Linked DNA regions of Homo sapiens: region 2 is linked to region 1. Evidence: chromatin loops called from intact Hi-C (ENCODE). Cell type or tissue: OCI-LY7. All regions are shown on one strand.

What was found. Hi-C counts contacts between places; a loop is a spot of excess contacts. Peaks named below come from ENCODE experiments on the same cell type or tissue, not always from the same donor. Only the 100,000 strongest peaks of a DNase experiment are listed, where the experiment ranks them.
Region 2: it touches region 1 in a loop (5-fold over the local background); 4 of 110 quality-filtered maps call a loop at or near these places.

What each region holds. Positions count from the first base shown.
Region 1 is chr2:8,624,067-8,632,066 of GRCh38, reverse strand. The region is part of intron 1 of LOC105373411 (a long non-coding RNA gene); the gene reads left to right. Among named protein-coding and RNA genes, the nearest start is that of LINC01814, 44 kb to the right of the region's middle. In OCI-LY7, CTCF peaks have their summits at 3,079, 3,283 (motif pointing right), 4,095 and 4,298; DNase peaks (open chromatin) are centred at 286, 2,165, 3,066 and 3,336; H3K4me3 peaks cover 3,881 bases; H3K27ac peaks cover 4,587 bases.
Region 2 is chr2:8,548,974-8,556,973 of GRCh38, reverse strand. No RefSeq gene overlaps it. Among named protein-coding and RNA genes, the nearest start is that of LINC01814, 31 kb to the left of the region's middle. In OCI-LY7, no CTCF peak of the experiment used is centred here; DNase peaks (open chromatin) are centred at 4,263 and 5,013; H3K4me3 peaks cover 3,410 bases; H3K27ac peaks cover 6,713 bases.

The sequences.
Region 1 (8,000 bases):
CTGCTTATTATACTTTGATATTAGCCCAGTGAGACCCAAGTCTAGGGCTGGAAACTGGGCCACAGGAAGTGAGGGATGTGAGCCAGGAGGTTCCAGAACCTTCCCCCTAATCTGCCTGCATGGTGATGCCTCATCTGTGCCAATCCAGAGAAATACGCTTCTTCACCCCCCTCCTTCTAGCTGACCTGCAGGGCTCTGGCTCACAGTGTTTCCTCACAAGCCCTGGGAGGGGGCTGCACCTGGGAGGTGACTTCCTCTGGGCTCCGGAAGCTGCTCCGTTGAGCTGAACGAATGGGCCCGGAGCTGCTTACAGCAAAGCATGAGGGCTGGAGAGGGAGGAGTGAGGCCTTGCACCTGCCTTCAGAGCTTTCTGTTAGCTGGGGACAGGTGCGTGCACAGGGGACCCTAAAACAAGGCAGTGCTGGGGACACGGCCACAGGGCATTGGAGGAACTCCAGAGAGGGAAATTGCTTTTGCCTGGGGGCATCGGGAAGGCCTGCTGGGGTCTGCTTGGGGAGTCCCTCCTGCCAGATATTGAGTATCAGTGTCTCATGCCCGGTGAGCTTCCTCCCTCTCAGGGTGCTGTCCTCCAACCCCGCTGCTTTCCCACGGATTCTGAGAGGGCACCACCACCATCCAGGACTCCGGCTTCCTGTCTGGGCGGCTCCACTTCTCGCCCCGCAGTGCCTCACCCTGCCACCCTGTCTCTCCGGGGTCTGCAATGAGAGGTACTGCCTCTGACAAAGGCGCTTGGGAGGAGCGTGTGGAGCAGGAGAAGAGTGCCTGGGAGCAGGGGTCAGCAGGGACAGGGGCCAGGTCTACGCAGAGGATGCTATGGTGGCCAAGGGGAAGGGCTGGGAGGGGGCTTTGCAGACTTGGAGAAGCTTTAAGGTGGTGGGTACAGAGGCATGACCAGAGAGGTCGGCCCAGGTTCCTGGTGCTCCTGCTTGTATTTAATTCCTGGCACCCTGGGGTCTCCTAGCTCCAGGGGAGGTGAGTGATGTGCTCTGGCCAATGGGCTGTGAACTGTGCTGATTGGATCCCCGCTGTCCTGCCTGCCCCAGAAGATGGGAAGCCACGTGCCCACAAGTCTGGGTCCCACCATGGCGCAGCCCCCCATGGGCCCAGGCCCTCAGCCTGTGGGGACACGTGCAGTGGGAGAGGGTGGTCTGGATTTATTCAGCCACAGAGACTCCTCGGCAACTTCTTATCCCAGCTCCATCAGCCTGTCGAGGAGGATTAACTAGGCTTAGAAGTAGCCCATGGCCTTGGGAAGGACGCATTGTATGGGGTTGGGAAACACAAAAGCACGATGAGTTAATGTTTATGGGAGGGGAGGTGGGGAGACCCAGGTAACAATCGCGGGTGGTAGTCCAAGATCCTGCGGTGACCACCAGGGCAGAGCCGGGTGGGGCAGTGGCCACGGAGGGGCAAACGCTGCGTGGGGGGAAACTCTTAACTTCTTGCTTCCAAACGAAAGGGTCCCAGTTTGAAGAACTTCCCCCGACCCCCTGCCCCCCCGCCCCTCAGTTTCAAGTGTGTGTTTTATCCATTTTCTTGGGAACCATATTCCTGAACCCCTAAGCACCTGAACCCTAACTAATTTACTCTGAACCCACCTAATTTACCTAACTTACCCTGAACCCCTAAGCACCTACAGGTTTTAGAATGATGAATAATCCATTTTGGATAAAGGCAATCATACCTGGATTCAGCCAGAATAGGAACTTTTCTAAGCAGATTTTTTGGAAAATAAAATTTTGGGACTTTTAAGTTGAGAAATCAGTGAAACCAAGTACAATATCCCATTAGAAACAGCACATTCGTGAGCACTTACTCTATGACTTTATGAGTAAAAATACTGTTCCCTGAATTATTAAAGGTGAGCATATCCCACCTTAAGATTATTCATACATAATAATGATAGCCCAATGTCCTATAAAATAAACGTATGAAAGTATGATGTACATACAGAGGCATTCACTAATTATATGTGTATTGCTTAGTGAATGATCATGTCTGCTGCCTTTGATTTCTTATAAAGTGACTTTTAGGGTAAAATAAATCAGAATTTTATGACAGGTGGCAGGGTGCTTTCTCATTACATTTTCTGTGAATCAGTTTGATCAACCATAAACATACTGAGCCCTCTGCATTTCTGTTGATGGAGTGTCAGTCCGTGCAACCTGGCTACATGTCATTATTCACTTACATTTTTTCTCTTAATCCTTACAGGGGCTTTATTTGGTGGCTGCTGCTTTATTTGGTGGCTTCTGTAACACTCTCCACTTCACAGGATGAGGAAACTGAGGCACAGAGAAATTGTGTAGTTTGTCAAGAGTCACACAGCAAGTGGGGTGGTGGGGCCATAGTCCAGCCCTAGGCGGTCCCCAGGGCTGGATTCTCCTGCTCTCTGGGCTGCAGGGAGGGGCTGCACCCTCTCTTCCCACACGTGACTGGTGGCCTGGAGGTCCTGGGCTGCGTGTGTTCATACCAGGCCAGAGCAGGCATTCCTTCTATGGACAACTATCAGATGGCTCTCCTGTCCCAGGCACTGGCTGGGAATGCACAGCCTGCTGGGTGAGGCGGTGGGGAAGGTCCCATCCTTACTCCCAATGTTGCCCATAGAAAGAGACTCTAGAGTCTGGCACCAAGGGTATTGGTATTTAGTGTGAAAAAGAGGAAAGAGAAGTTTGAAACGGACACAATTTTCATTTTAAAATTAACTACATGGACTTGTCAAGTAGAAATTAGAACCATGCTGATTTCTGGATGTTTGCACACCTAAAAAAAAATCTGGCGGTGACAGGCAATACTTTCTAAGCTCTCGGGCGTGTGCGTCCACTGGGCGTCTTAAAGGCACAGACAGCATCCATGAGACAAGGTGGCAGGGGCGGGGGGCGGGTGCTGGTCTTGCCTTTATGTAAGAAACGTAGGGGAACATTTCTGTCTTTTTTGGTGGGGGGACAGGGTCTTGCTCTGTCGCCCAGGCTGGAGTGCAGTGGTGCGGTCACGGCTCACTGCAGCCTTGACCTGCCTGGGCTCAAGTGATCCACCCACTTCAACTTCCTGAGTAGCTGGGACCACAGTTGTGCACCACTGTGCCCAGCCAGGGAGCATTCTTTCTCTCAAACCACATGAAACCATTGGCCCCAGAATTTTAATAAGAAGGGGGTGACACCACCCATGATCATTTTATCCCAGATATCTAATACTTTTGTGGCAGGTTAACTCAGCTAGCACTCTGCAGGGTGGGGCACCGGTCCCCCCGCCCGCCCCAACCCTCCGCTTTCTCTTCCACAAGGGGGCTCCCGGCCAGGTGGGGTAAGCAGGTTCAGCCTCTTGCGCCTTGAAGTAAACGATCTTGCATTACAAAGTGCCTGAGTCACTCCTTCTCACATGGGACCGACTGATGTAGATGGCAGGGACACAGGGTTTGGCTGAGACCAGCCCTGTGCCAGCCAGGGGAGGGAGGCTGACCCCAGTGTAAGAGGAGCTCAGGAGATGAAGAATGGAGACCACCAGGAACCGTCCAACTGCCTTCTCCGTGCCATGTCAGTGAGGGTTGCGCAGGTGCCTGGCCCAGTCAGCCCTGGGAGGCCCTAGTGCATGACTCCCGGGCGTCTGCCTCGGGGCATCCCTGCTGCTCCTTCCTCTTCACCTCCTAAGCCACCTCCCAGGCCTTGGTGCTGAAGGAGTGGCCAGAACTAAGGAGGGGCTGCCATCAGGTGGATGGGGCATCCATGAGGGTGCAGCGGAGGGACGCCCTGCTGGGAGGGAGCTCGGAGCTTGAGGGGGCTGCCGGAAGGGCCTGGCTAGGCCTGATTCTGGGTCTGCTTGGAGCCTGCACTGCCAGCAATAGTCTCTTAAAGCTGAGGGTTTTTTTTTTTTCTGCCAAAAAAATGTTTTCAGTAGTAGATGCCACTTCCACAGAGATCTGAGGTGCACACAGCCTGGAGTGCGAGGTTCGTGGGGGTTGGGAAGATGCTGTTACCTGGTAAACGTATCTTTCAGGGGACAGGTAAGTCCCCAGGTCTTTGGAAGGCAAGCATCAAGAAGTGAGGGTGGAACCAGGGTGGGGCAGGTCCTGCTTGGATCCTTGCAGACTTTGCCCCGGCTACCGGCTGCTCCCTGTCGTGCGCCTGGCGTGCTGGGTCCCCGCGGCTGCTGTGCTGGGGAGCCCTCTGCAGGGCGGCCTCCTCCGGGCCACCCTCCTTACATCAGCGGAGGCCACTGAGGATCCACTGCAGGCATTTTCTGACACTCAGGGCGGAATGACACTTAGAATGTCCTTTGGTGATTCTGGCGCTTGAGATTCTGTTGAGGCAGGGAGTGTGGCCGAGGGGAGACCCTAGAGTAAGACCTGGGGTAGCATCCCTTTTTTTCTGCTCTCTAGGGGGTGGCGTTGAGGCTGCTCTTGCTAAAATGCTCCCTTTCTTTTGCTTGTCTGTGAAGTCCCACAGCTGTAAGGGAGAAATGAGGGCTGCACGAGGCTGTTCCCCTCAAAGTCTGGGGTTCCCTTGCAGGCAGGGTTCTGAGGGTCCCCGGTGCCAGAGGCCTGGGTTCCACTCCCGCTGGGTCACAGGCACGTTGTGAGGCTGAGGCTGTGGTCCCGTTCCGCATGGCACAGGCTCACACAGGGGAGCTGAGGACCCCCACACGGAGGGGACTGCGTTCCCAGGAAGCCCCCCGTTCCCCCGGCGCTCAGCCTCGGAGGCATTCAGCCTTGGAGGTTTGATGGGGGGGACAGGGAACGGGGTCCTCTCTCTGTTTACCCGCGCCTCCTGGGTCACTCACTGCAAGCTGGGACTTAGCGCAGATAGCACTTGATTGCGCCACTCCCTGCTCAGAGAAGGCCCTGTAATCCGGAGGTTTCCTATTTGTTTTTTAGTTTTATGGGCATTTAGTAAAATGGCTATGATTACGGCCTGTGTGTTTAGCTGTAGAGGCAAATTACATTGATAGCCCTTTCCCCTCTCTCTCTCCCTCTCTCTCTCCCTCTCTCACACACACACTCACACACTCTCTCACATACACTCACACACACACACACATCACTCACACATGTACTGACACACAATCATACACATACAAACACACTATTGCTATCACACAGACACACATGCTCACCCTCACACACAGTCATACACTATCACTCACAGACTCCCACACACAGACTCCCACACACACTCCCACACACACTCACATACTCTCACACTCCACACACACAGTCATACTCTCAGACACACACTCTCAGACTCCTCACACATACTCTCACACACATTCTCATACACACACACACTCACTGTCACAGACACACTCTCGCACACCCCGCTCATCCACTCCACTCTCTGCCGCCTCGTCTCAGCTGGGCCTGCAGCTCCGCTGTGAGCTGTGAGCCACAGGCTGTGAGGAGCGCAGCCACCCCTGCTCTTGGGGGCCGTGGTCTCCTGGGGGGTTTGTCGGGGGTGAGTGTGGGTGCTCCAGTGAGGGTCCTAGCGTTCCCTCCAACCCGCTTCATGTCCCGCTCTGTCTACTGGGGTTCTTCATGAGCCCCATTTCATTTGAAGAAAGGATTGGATAGCTAAAAAGAATCTGAATCCGTCTAAAAAGATTTTGGAAATTCCTGCCCACCCCCAACCCAGGTCTGAGGCACATGTGAGTAGATTTAAGCATGTCCACAGCCAGCGCTTCAAGGCAGGTGTGAGTGGGATCTAGGGCTGGACACAGAGGGGCTGTCCTTGTGGGCTGGGGGCCTGGAAACCGTGCTCCAGGGGTGAGAGGGCCTTCCTCTTTGGAACGCTTTCTGGGACACCTGCAACTGTTTTCTGTCCTCACAGCAGCGCATCTGTGGTCCCCGCATCTGGCCTGCGTCCATCGTCCACCAGTCTGCTCACCTCCAGGCAGCCCCGTTTTCTAGGGCTGCCTCCGGTCCCACCCAGCGCTCCTGGTGGCTGTGCCTGGTGACTGGGACGACTTGGCAGTGTGGTCAGCGGCATGGCCTCGTAAACTCCAGCTTCTGGAAAGGAGCTGGGCCTGGGCCTGAACGATGGTGGTAGGACCCACTGCTGGACCCGGCCAGGTGGGTGGCACGGGCTGGATGAGAAAGGCAGGTCCTGCAGGCTGACTCAGAGTGCCAAGCAGCTGAGGCGGACGTCCCGGGTGCAGTTTGCTTTGAGGGGTCATCCCGGTGCAGCAGAGCGCTTCTGCAGGAGTGGGTCACACGTGGACATCTGGGCAGGCTAGGGACACAGGGCCTCAGTTGCTAGACCTGGCTGGGCTCGGGCTCCTGGGGGCAAGGCCTGGCCCCCATCCTGTTGCCAGAAGATGCCCAGATCAGAATCGGGGGTCAGGGGTGGACCAGATGTCTGGACTGGGGAGGACTCTGCCCGTGCTCCAGGCACACTCTCCCCTGGGAGCCTCATTCCAGCCATTCCCTCTACCAGGAATGGTCTTTACCCACAGTCCCTCTTGGTTGACCCTGGCTTTGGCTGTAATCTCATCTCTCGATGAGGTCCATGTTGACCAACCTATTTAATGTACAACCTGCCCCCACCTTCCCTCACCCCCTAGTTCACCTTCCCCAGTCTTCTATTTTCTGTGTATTGTGACCTTTAACCTACTACATAACTTATTTATGTACCAAGCTTATCATTTATTATCTCTCTCTCCTTTCTAGAAGGTAGACCCTCAATCAGGATCTGTTCAGTGGATTAGTGAGGAAATCTCCAGACCCTACGCTTCACTTTTGGGGGTGGGAACCTCCCCTCCCCAACCACCTGCCACAGGGAAGGAAATACCATGTGTGACAAATAGAATACAACTATCAAAAGAACGCGAAATGAGCCCCATGAACGCCAGACCTTTCAGCCAAATTCTATTTGTACTGGGACAATGAAAAAGTGACTCATTTATCCACAGAAGAGGGAAAGGCACGACTGCTAGGCAGAAGTAGTGTGCATCTCCCGCCTTCTGTTTTGTGCCCCGATGTGCCTAGAAGGTCACCCCAGCCCCTCCAGCCTCTGGGGAGAAGTTGGGCCTGGGCCTGAATGATGACACTGGGGCCCATTGCTGGACCCGGCCGGGCGGGTGGCAAGGGCCCTGCTGCAGACTGGACGAGAAAGGCCAGTCCTGCAGTCTGACCAGGTGTAACCTCGGGGTGCGAAGCAGCTGAAGTGGACATCCCGGGTGCAGTTTGCTTTGAGGGGTCATCCCGGAGCAGCAGAAATACCATGTGTGACCCATTTTAGAGATGAGGAAATGGAAGACTCCTCTGCTCTAGGGCCCCAGTTGTTGCCCCTGCCCTACTTCTCCCGATCAACGCTGCCTCCTTATTCAGAAAGCTCAAGAACCGAGTCCCCAGGAAAACGACATGTTGTTTTTTTTGGCACTAATCATTATTGTTTAATTATCCTGGGAGGGACAATAAGAGGGAAGGAAGAAGGAGAAGGTGAGTCTGGAGGCAGGGCGCCTTCCCCGGGGCTGTGTTCAGCACCAGCACCGAATGCTCTGGGATGTCTGGGCAGAGGCTCAGAGACGCAGCTTGACTCAGAGGGAAGCTTAGTCCTGGGCCAGTTTTCAAGGGTTTCCTCTGTGTTCTGGTCCTGCGGGTGGGCACTGCTTGCTGTGTTCAGACACTGATTAGATTAGGGCAGCTTGCCAAAGACAGGTCCCTGCTAGAGCAGCCCTTGGTGGCCAGGACATCGTGGTTGCCTGTGCCTCGGAGCCCTGGCTTTGCCCAGGTGGTCGCTTTGCAGCATTGTGTGGCTGGGTTGGAGGCCAGGGTGCTGCCCACACGTGGGGCTGGCTGGAGCTCGGCAGTCCAGTCACATGACTGGTCAGGGCCTCCTCAGCTCCTCCGTGCCCAGGGAGGGAGTGGGGCATTCCCCAGTGACCTGTCACAGGTGGCACAGTTCCTGGGATGGGAGGCCCAGTTCCCATAGACCTAGGGCAGATTTTTATCCTGTTCTCAGATGCCCACTGCATCCAGGAAGCTCTGT
Region 2 (8,000 bases), 75 kb after region 1:
TACAGAGAAACTTGGCTGCTGGCAAGGTGGGGTGGGTTTGGGCTCCGGAGGACCCAGGATTATGGATCATGGACTCTCACAAAGAAGACTTAAAAGGTTCTTATGCCTAAACTTAAAAGTCTCTAATTGATAACACTTACACAGATAATTCATGCACATGCTCTCATACATATAAATGAAGAAACAATGCAGAAGAGCATAGAGCGAAAGGGGAAATGCTCTTCTAATCATGATCGCCCGACCTGCTTTCTCCCATAAATAATCCCTATGAACAATTCAGGGTGTCTCTCCCAGGCATTTTTCTTAACCTCTAAATATGTATGTGTACATTTGCCTCATTATTTTAAAATGATGCACAATAATCTATAATATGTCTGCTCGAAGTTTATTTGGACAAACACTTACTGATAAGTATTCAGGTTTATTTCAGTCGGTTGCTTTTACATGGCGGCAGTTACCATCGTTTTACCTACATTTTTCTGCACATATGGGCATATGGGGATATTTCCATGACATAGACAACTGGAAATTTCTCACTAGGTAAAAAAGTGTGAAGATTAAAATTTTGATAGATTTAATGTTGTCCTTTGAAAAGACTACCATAATTTACACTCCTATCAATCATATAATAGTACATCTTTTATATGTTCCTATCGGTATAACTTTTCAGCAATATAATGGGTAAAATATATTTTTGGGTTTTTTGAATTTTTTTTGATATGGATGTGCTTCATTGCTAATAAAGTTTGACATCTTTTTTTATATGATTACTGTTTTATTTATATATCTTCTCTGTGAATTATCTGCTGATATTCATTGCTTTATTTTCTTTTGAATTGTTGGTCCTTTAGAATGTGTCGGTGCTCTTCCATACTGTAGATGTTATCCATGCTGTGTATCCTTTCTGCCTTTCTGCAAGTTAGCTTTAAACTTTGTTTATGGTGCCTTTGGTCATAACATTTTTATATTTATGTGACCAAACTTGTCAATCTTTTTCTTATTTCATCTGGGTTTTTTTTTTTTTTTGCTGGTGAAGGGAGAGTAACACTTATGAAGCACTTTTCCATCCCTAGATTTAAAAAATGCTTCTTATATATTTATTTCAATAATTTTATAATAAAATTTCATGAATCCATTTAAAATTTATTTTTAAATATTTTAAAATTATAATTTAAAATATTTACAATAATATTTTAAAATTATTTAAAATATTTTATACTTTATACTGTTTATATATTGTATAATATTTATTATAATTTAAATTATTTTAAAAATAATTTCTAAGTCTTTCTATCACTTTTTGAAAGGTTGGTATTTTTTCAGTGATTAGAAACATTTACTGTTCTGGTTATCTATTGCTGCAGAACATATACCGCTAGACTTAGTGGCACAGAACAATCACAACTTGATTCTGCTCGTGAACTCTGAAGTCTGGGAATTTAGGCAGAATGGGGATTATCTGGCTCTGCTCTACCATGTCTGGGGCCTCAGCTAGGAAGACTTGAGTGGCTGGGGTGGTGTGAACAGTGGGGGACTGGGATCATCTAAGGGTTTTTCACTGACGTGTTTGGGTACCTGGGCTGGGATGACTCAAAAGTTGGGCTCAGCTGGGAACAGTCCTTGGAGTGCCTAACTTGGCATCTATATGGCTTGGGCTTCCTCACAGTATGGAGGCCTCAGGGTGGTCTGAATTGTTCATGAAAGCTTAGGACACCAAGAGCTAGTGTTGCAACAGAACAGGGAAGAACCTGCATGGCCTTTTGTGACCTCACCATGGAAGTCAGACATGTCACTTCCATTGGTGGACGGTCACATGTCCACCCAGATTCAAACAGAGGGGACATAAACCTCACTTCTCAATGGGAGAAATGTCAAATAATTTGTGGATATGTTTTAAAGCTGCTTCAGCCTCCCTTATCACATATTAAATTTCCATTTATAATGGATCTGTTTCTAGACTCTAACATGTCCCAGTGGTCTATTTGTTTAACCCCGCTCCAACATCACCTGCCATCCTACAGACTTTTCTTCTCGGTTATGACAATATTTTAAAATTTCTAAAATAAAACTTTGGTTAGAAAGTAATATTACCTGTAAGCAATGATTTTTTTTGTGTGTCCATTGGGGGTTCATGGAGTTTTTAGGGTGGGTACACATGATATTATGCGCTGACATCTTGTAATTATATCTCTACTTCTTAGAGGAGAATTTCAGCACCTGTTGAGTTCATCTACCTCACCCCTGACCATTTTATAGGGCAAAGAAGCCCATGCAAAGACATTAAGTGGTTTGGCCATGGTCCCTAGCATGTTGGAGGCAGGGCTGGCCCCGGAACCCAGGTCTCCTGACTGCAGCATGGTGCCCTGCCTATCAGGCTGGCTGGATTCTTCACACCCCAGCCTTCGTTGGTTACATTGTGCTCACTATTGATGGTTGCCTGTGGCCGTTGACAAGGGTTTTGGTTACCTGTATGTATGATGCTGACAGTAAACTGTGGAGCAAACGCGCCTCCTGCACGGTGAGACAGCCCCCAGGTAGAAACGGCGTCTTGGCTGGTGCCCCACACTGCACGGTTACTTCAACCTTCATGCACTGAGCACTGCACCAACTGCCAGAAGAATGTATTGGCCATTTTCATCATTTCTACACTGGATGCTGGGTTTGGGATTTAGAGATCAGCTGTGGAGTAGGCTGACCTCTTACCAATGCCCTGGGAAAATGCGGTTCAAATTAATCGTCATTCCCTGGGCTGTTGGGAGCTGCTTGCAGGGAATATCTCCCTGGAGGTCTCTTTTTTGCTTTGCCCTGAACTTTAAGACCCTCAGAACTTTCTGTAAGAGGCTGGCCTTTTAGAGCTGAGAGGGACTTCTGTAACCTAAACTAGGTTAACCAGACTTGGATATTTGGCAGACATTTTCTTGAAAATAAATGAAGTAAGCCTGTGGCTTCAGGAAAAATAACTGATAGTATCTGTTGCCATACAATTAGACCTTTCGTGTGAAAATTAAAATTTTAGAAAACTTGTATCCATTGCTGTGAGCTTGATAGCTTCCTAACACCTCCGGACTTTTCTGATGGAATTCATGATCATATTAATGCACTGGCTGTGTAATGAAATGTGTTGACGTTTGATAGATCACACGTCAGTGAATCAATATTTGCCAAATGACCAATACATTTATTGCAAAATCATGAGTGGGTAAACAAATGATCTATTCAAAGTGCAGGATAGCTAATAGATTTTAATGTAGTCATATAAAAAAAATAGGTGAGATGGGTTCTCATTCAACAGTGCAGCTAACCTATGAGAAACTATCATGATTTGAATTTTGGTATAGTATGGAAGAGGAATAGCCACAATTGTCTGAAAAGTCTATTACAGACATGTCCCTCTTTTCTAGCTACATATTTGTTTCGGGCTGAATTTTCTTCACATGCCTCAGCTAAAGTGATCTAATGGCCCAGGCTGAGGGCAGAAGCAGATCTGACAACCTGGCTGTTTTCTAAGTCAGACACCCAGGAGCTTTGAACAGGCATAAATTATTGCCATTCTTCTCACTGATATTTTTGTTTTGAAAAGTATAGTGGCTGGGGCACGGTGGCTCACGCTTGTAATCCCAGCACTTTGGGAGGCCGAGGCAGATGGATTACTTGAGGTCAGTAGTTCGAGACCAGCCTGGCCAACATGATGAAACCCTGTCTTTACTAAAAACACAAAAATTAGCTGGGCATGGTTGTGGGCGCCTGTAACCCCAGCTACTGGAGAGGCTGAGGCAGGAGAATCGCTTGAAACCGTGAGGCAGAGGTTGCAGTGAGCTGACATTGGGCCACTGCCACTCCAGCCTGGGTGACAGAGCAAGACTCTGTCTCAAAAAAAAAAAAAAAAAAAAAAAAAGAAAGAAAGAAAATGTAGTTATTTTTCTTAAAATATGAAATTTATGTTTACATGTCATGAATTATTGTTATTTTTGATACAAGTTGATACATATTTTAAAATTTTCTCAGTTTTAATTTGTAAAACAGCAAATGCCATCAAATCTAAACTCACATGAACAAAAGCTTTTGAGGATGCTGAATAATTTTTAAGAGGGCAAAGTGGTCCTGAGGCCAAAAAATCTGAGAGAGGCTGCTTTTCAGAAAAACCTACCTTAGTTTAAACAGTTAAGAGACCTCTGCACAGGCACCTGGTTGGTGAGGCCTATGCCAGGTGCAAGGGCGGCCCCCCGGCTGTTACCTGTGAGCTTTCACCAGGTCTGACTTCTGCCTTTTAGGCAAATGACCTGGATCCTGTGGGGCATGACTCGGAGACCACTGGGCATGTCTCCTCTTCGGCGTGCTATTTAAAAGCAAATGAAATGGTACCAGCGTGTATTTCTGAACGAGTGTGAAAAGAGAACGTCAGAATAGAAAGTTCAACGGTAACTGTGCAATGAGTAATGTGGGTGTTCTCTAATGGGGACCAGGAAAAGGGAAACTTGTCGGGAAGACGGGGTGTATGCTGATGTCAGGAGGTCTTGTGTGAGGCTGCTGAGGCCCTCCCAGATCTGCTTCACATCCGCTTCTCACATCTGCATCTGAGGCCCCGCTGTCTCACCCCCGAGTGTGGAAAAGGGGGACTCGGCTGCACCCTCCCTGTGCTCGCCCCCATTGTTCTCTACACCCTCTGTGCGTGTGCTGCTGAGTTTATAGTCCGGGATTGTGGGTGGAAAGACAGCTTTGTATTTCTGAATGTTAAGAAGATAGAGTAAAGCCACTTCAGTGTATTCTTTTTTTTTTCCCGCAAAGGTATATCCATGGACAATTTTCACCTTTGTCTTTCCTGGGATTATGTGTATATGCCCTCTGTCCCCACCCTGTTCTGGATTCAGAGATGAATTGGACTTGTCAAGAAAGTGCTCAAAGTCTCGTTGGGAACTAGATAGAAAGATCGAAAACTACACAGGGGTCTGAGGGGATGTGATGAGTCATCTTCCAGACAGTGACTGCAGTGGGCGTCTAGAGAGGGCTGTGCCCTGACGGTGGTGTGGTGGGGTAGTGAGAACGGATCCGGGGAGAAGGAGATTTGGGGGAGGGAGAAAGTAGTCACATGGGGCTGCATAGAAGCAGGTGTTCAGAGGGAAGGGAATTGAGAACTGCTCCCCAGGAGAGCTGGAAGGCTAAGTCCAGGTGACCCATACGGAGTCACCAGGTAGTGAAGACAAGAGCAGGGTGCAGGCATGGGGAGGCAAACCCAGATGATTTTCTGAGCAGTTGGCTTGTGGTCATGAGTGTTTTGATTTCACTGATCCCGCTGAACACACACTGCCTCTTGCCAAGTCCAGCCTTGAAGAGTTGGAGTCATCTGGAAAAATTCATAATTAAGGGAGGGCATGAACTTGACCTTGAAGGGCCACCAGGATTTGGGTAAGAAGAATGGGAAAAGCATTTGAGGGTTAGGAAAGGGGTAGATGAAGGCTTAGAAGTGGGAAGGTGCCAGGCATGTGGACCGGGGGACTGGAGCCAGGGGGTGGTGTGGGGAGTGGGCCGGGCTGTGAAGCTGAAGGCCCTGCAGGCCAGACTCAAGCATGGTCCTTGCCTGTTGGCTGTGGGAGCCACGGATGGTCTTTGAACAGCAATTAGGACTGTATGACAGGGCCCTTATCATGACACCTGGGAGTGACTGAAGGAGCAGTGGAAACGCCAGGACCATTAGGGTTTCTCTTCATTGAGGGCAGTCAAAGAGAAAAGGAGAGATGAAAAAAATCACTGCTTTAGAGGAATTGGGGGCTGACTGGAATCGTATGGCAAGGGAGCGGAGGAGTGAGGGATGGTGCCAAGTTTTCGGCCTGACACCAGCGAAATACAAATACGCTTGTGTTTCTTTACATAGCCGAGCGCGCAGATGATCTTTAAGACGTGCTCGTCTGATTTGGCACTTGGATTCTGGGAGGAACAGGAGGAAGAAATCTCTCAGACTGGGAATCAAGTTTTAGCTCCCCTTGGGGCTATTATTATTACCTAAGGAACACAGTCAGGCTCCTGGGTGAAGAATCAAACTAAGGACAGTGGTGTCTGTGACCTGGGCTCCTCCATGGGCCCGTGTGGCCGGCAGCCTCTAGGACTGCCTGGTGACCCCCACTGCTGTTGTCACAGCCTCTCATCGTGCCCATCCCTGGAGCGTGGGCTGGATCTCAGGACTTGCTTCTCGTGGATAGACCACAGACTACAGCAAAGGTGACAATATGCCGCTTCCGTGATGAGGCCACATGTCTTGCTCACTGTCACTCATGCCTTTGCTTGGTCACTCACCCTGAAGGAAGTCACTGGCCTCGGGACAGGCCCCCATGTAAGGAATCGAGGTCTCCAGCCAACAGCTATGTGAGTGAGCTTGGAACCAAATCCTACCCCAAGCAGGCCCCGAGATGACCACAGGTTGTCAGCTTGATTGCAGCTTGTGAGATGCCCGGAGCCAGGGGGACCAGCTGGCCACTCCCAGGTCCCCGGCCCACAGGGACTATGACATAATCTACTTGTGTTGCGTTAGGCTGCTGAACTTGGGGAAATTCATTGCACAGCTATAGATAGCCGACACATCCAAACTCTCCTGGTGGTGTTGAAGAGCACTGGCCCCGAAGCCAGATGCCTGTGTGCAAATCCTGGCTCTGCCATTTACAAGCTGCACAACCTTAAGTAAATTAGTTGGTTCTATGTGCCTCAGTCCCTTCACCTGTAAAATGGGAATAAGAATAACGCCTGTGTCATGAGGTGACTGTGAGGATTAAATAAGGTAGCCCCTGCACATCGCTTGGCATCGTGTTAGCACTCAGTCAGTATCAGCTCCCATCCCCACGATTACTATTGTCTACCCTTGAAGGCCAGCCAAGGGCCCATCCCACCTATAGCTTCTTCTTACTGCCCCAGCACCTGCTGGCCTCTCCTTGGCACTGTACACTCTGGTTCTCCATTAAAAACTCTTGAATTTGTTCTCTGAGGGTCTCAGATGTGTCACCTCTTCTCTTCCCAACTGTGTTAGTCCATTTTGCATTGCTGTAAGGGAAGACCTGATGCTGGGTAATTTACAAAGAAAAGAGGTGTATTTGGCTTACCGTTCTGCTGGCTGTACAAGCATGGGAGCTGGCATATCTGCTTTAGGCAAGAACATCAGGAAGCTGCCACTCATGGCAGAAGGTGAAGGGGAGCAGGTGCGTCACATGGTGAGACAGGGAACAAGAGAGCGGGGAAGGCCCTAGCTAGACTTTAACCAGCAGATCTTGCGGTAACTCATTACCACCGGAAGGGTACCAAGCCATTCATGAGGGCCCCCATGACACAAACACCCCCCTCCAGGCCCCACCTCCAGCACTGGGGATCACATTTCAACATGAGATTTGGAAGGGACACACATCCAAACCATATCACCAGCTCTGAAGGGTCTCCAGGAAGGCTCGGCAGAGTGTTTGACGCAGAATGAGAGGGTGGAGTTAAAGTGGGCAGATGATGAGAGAGACATCATTAGCTGTGAGCCCACGGAGGCCAGGGCCAGGTGGAGATACTGCTTGCTGCTTGTGAGGGCCTAGACTGTCCAGGCACAGAAGAAGTGCAGAGCCGTCTTGTTAATCTGGATAGAGTGAACAGAAATGACATACTCAGAGGCCTCGAGAAGATGCACAAAGCCATGAAGGGGACGTGAAGACAGGTTCTAGGGTGGCTCCCTTAATGCAAAGTGAGTGCTTGGTAAATGTTTGGTGCATGAATGTTTGTTGAATGGAGCCAAATGTTCATTCTTGCCAGTTTGGTGAAGGTCCCCTGAAGTGGTTGGAATTTGGATGATGGGAAAAGAGGCTGATCACTGTGAAAGGAAGAGGAAAGCTGAAAGTCACAGGAAAGGGTTTTGAAGCAGGAACCTGAGCTCGGTGCTGGCACCTCGGGCCACACACACCCTCCCTGCAGCTGTGCCTGCTCTGTGCTGATGGCCTGGCGCATGCTTCCGAGTTTGTATTTTCTATGGCAGCCAGCTCCCT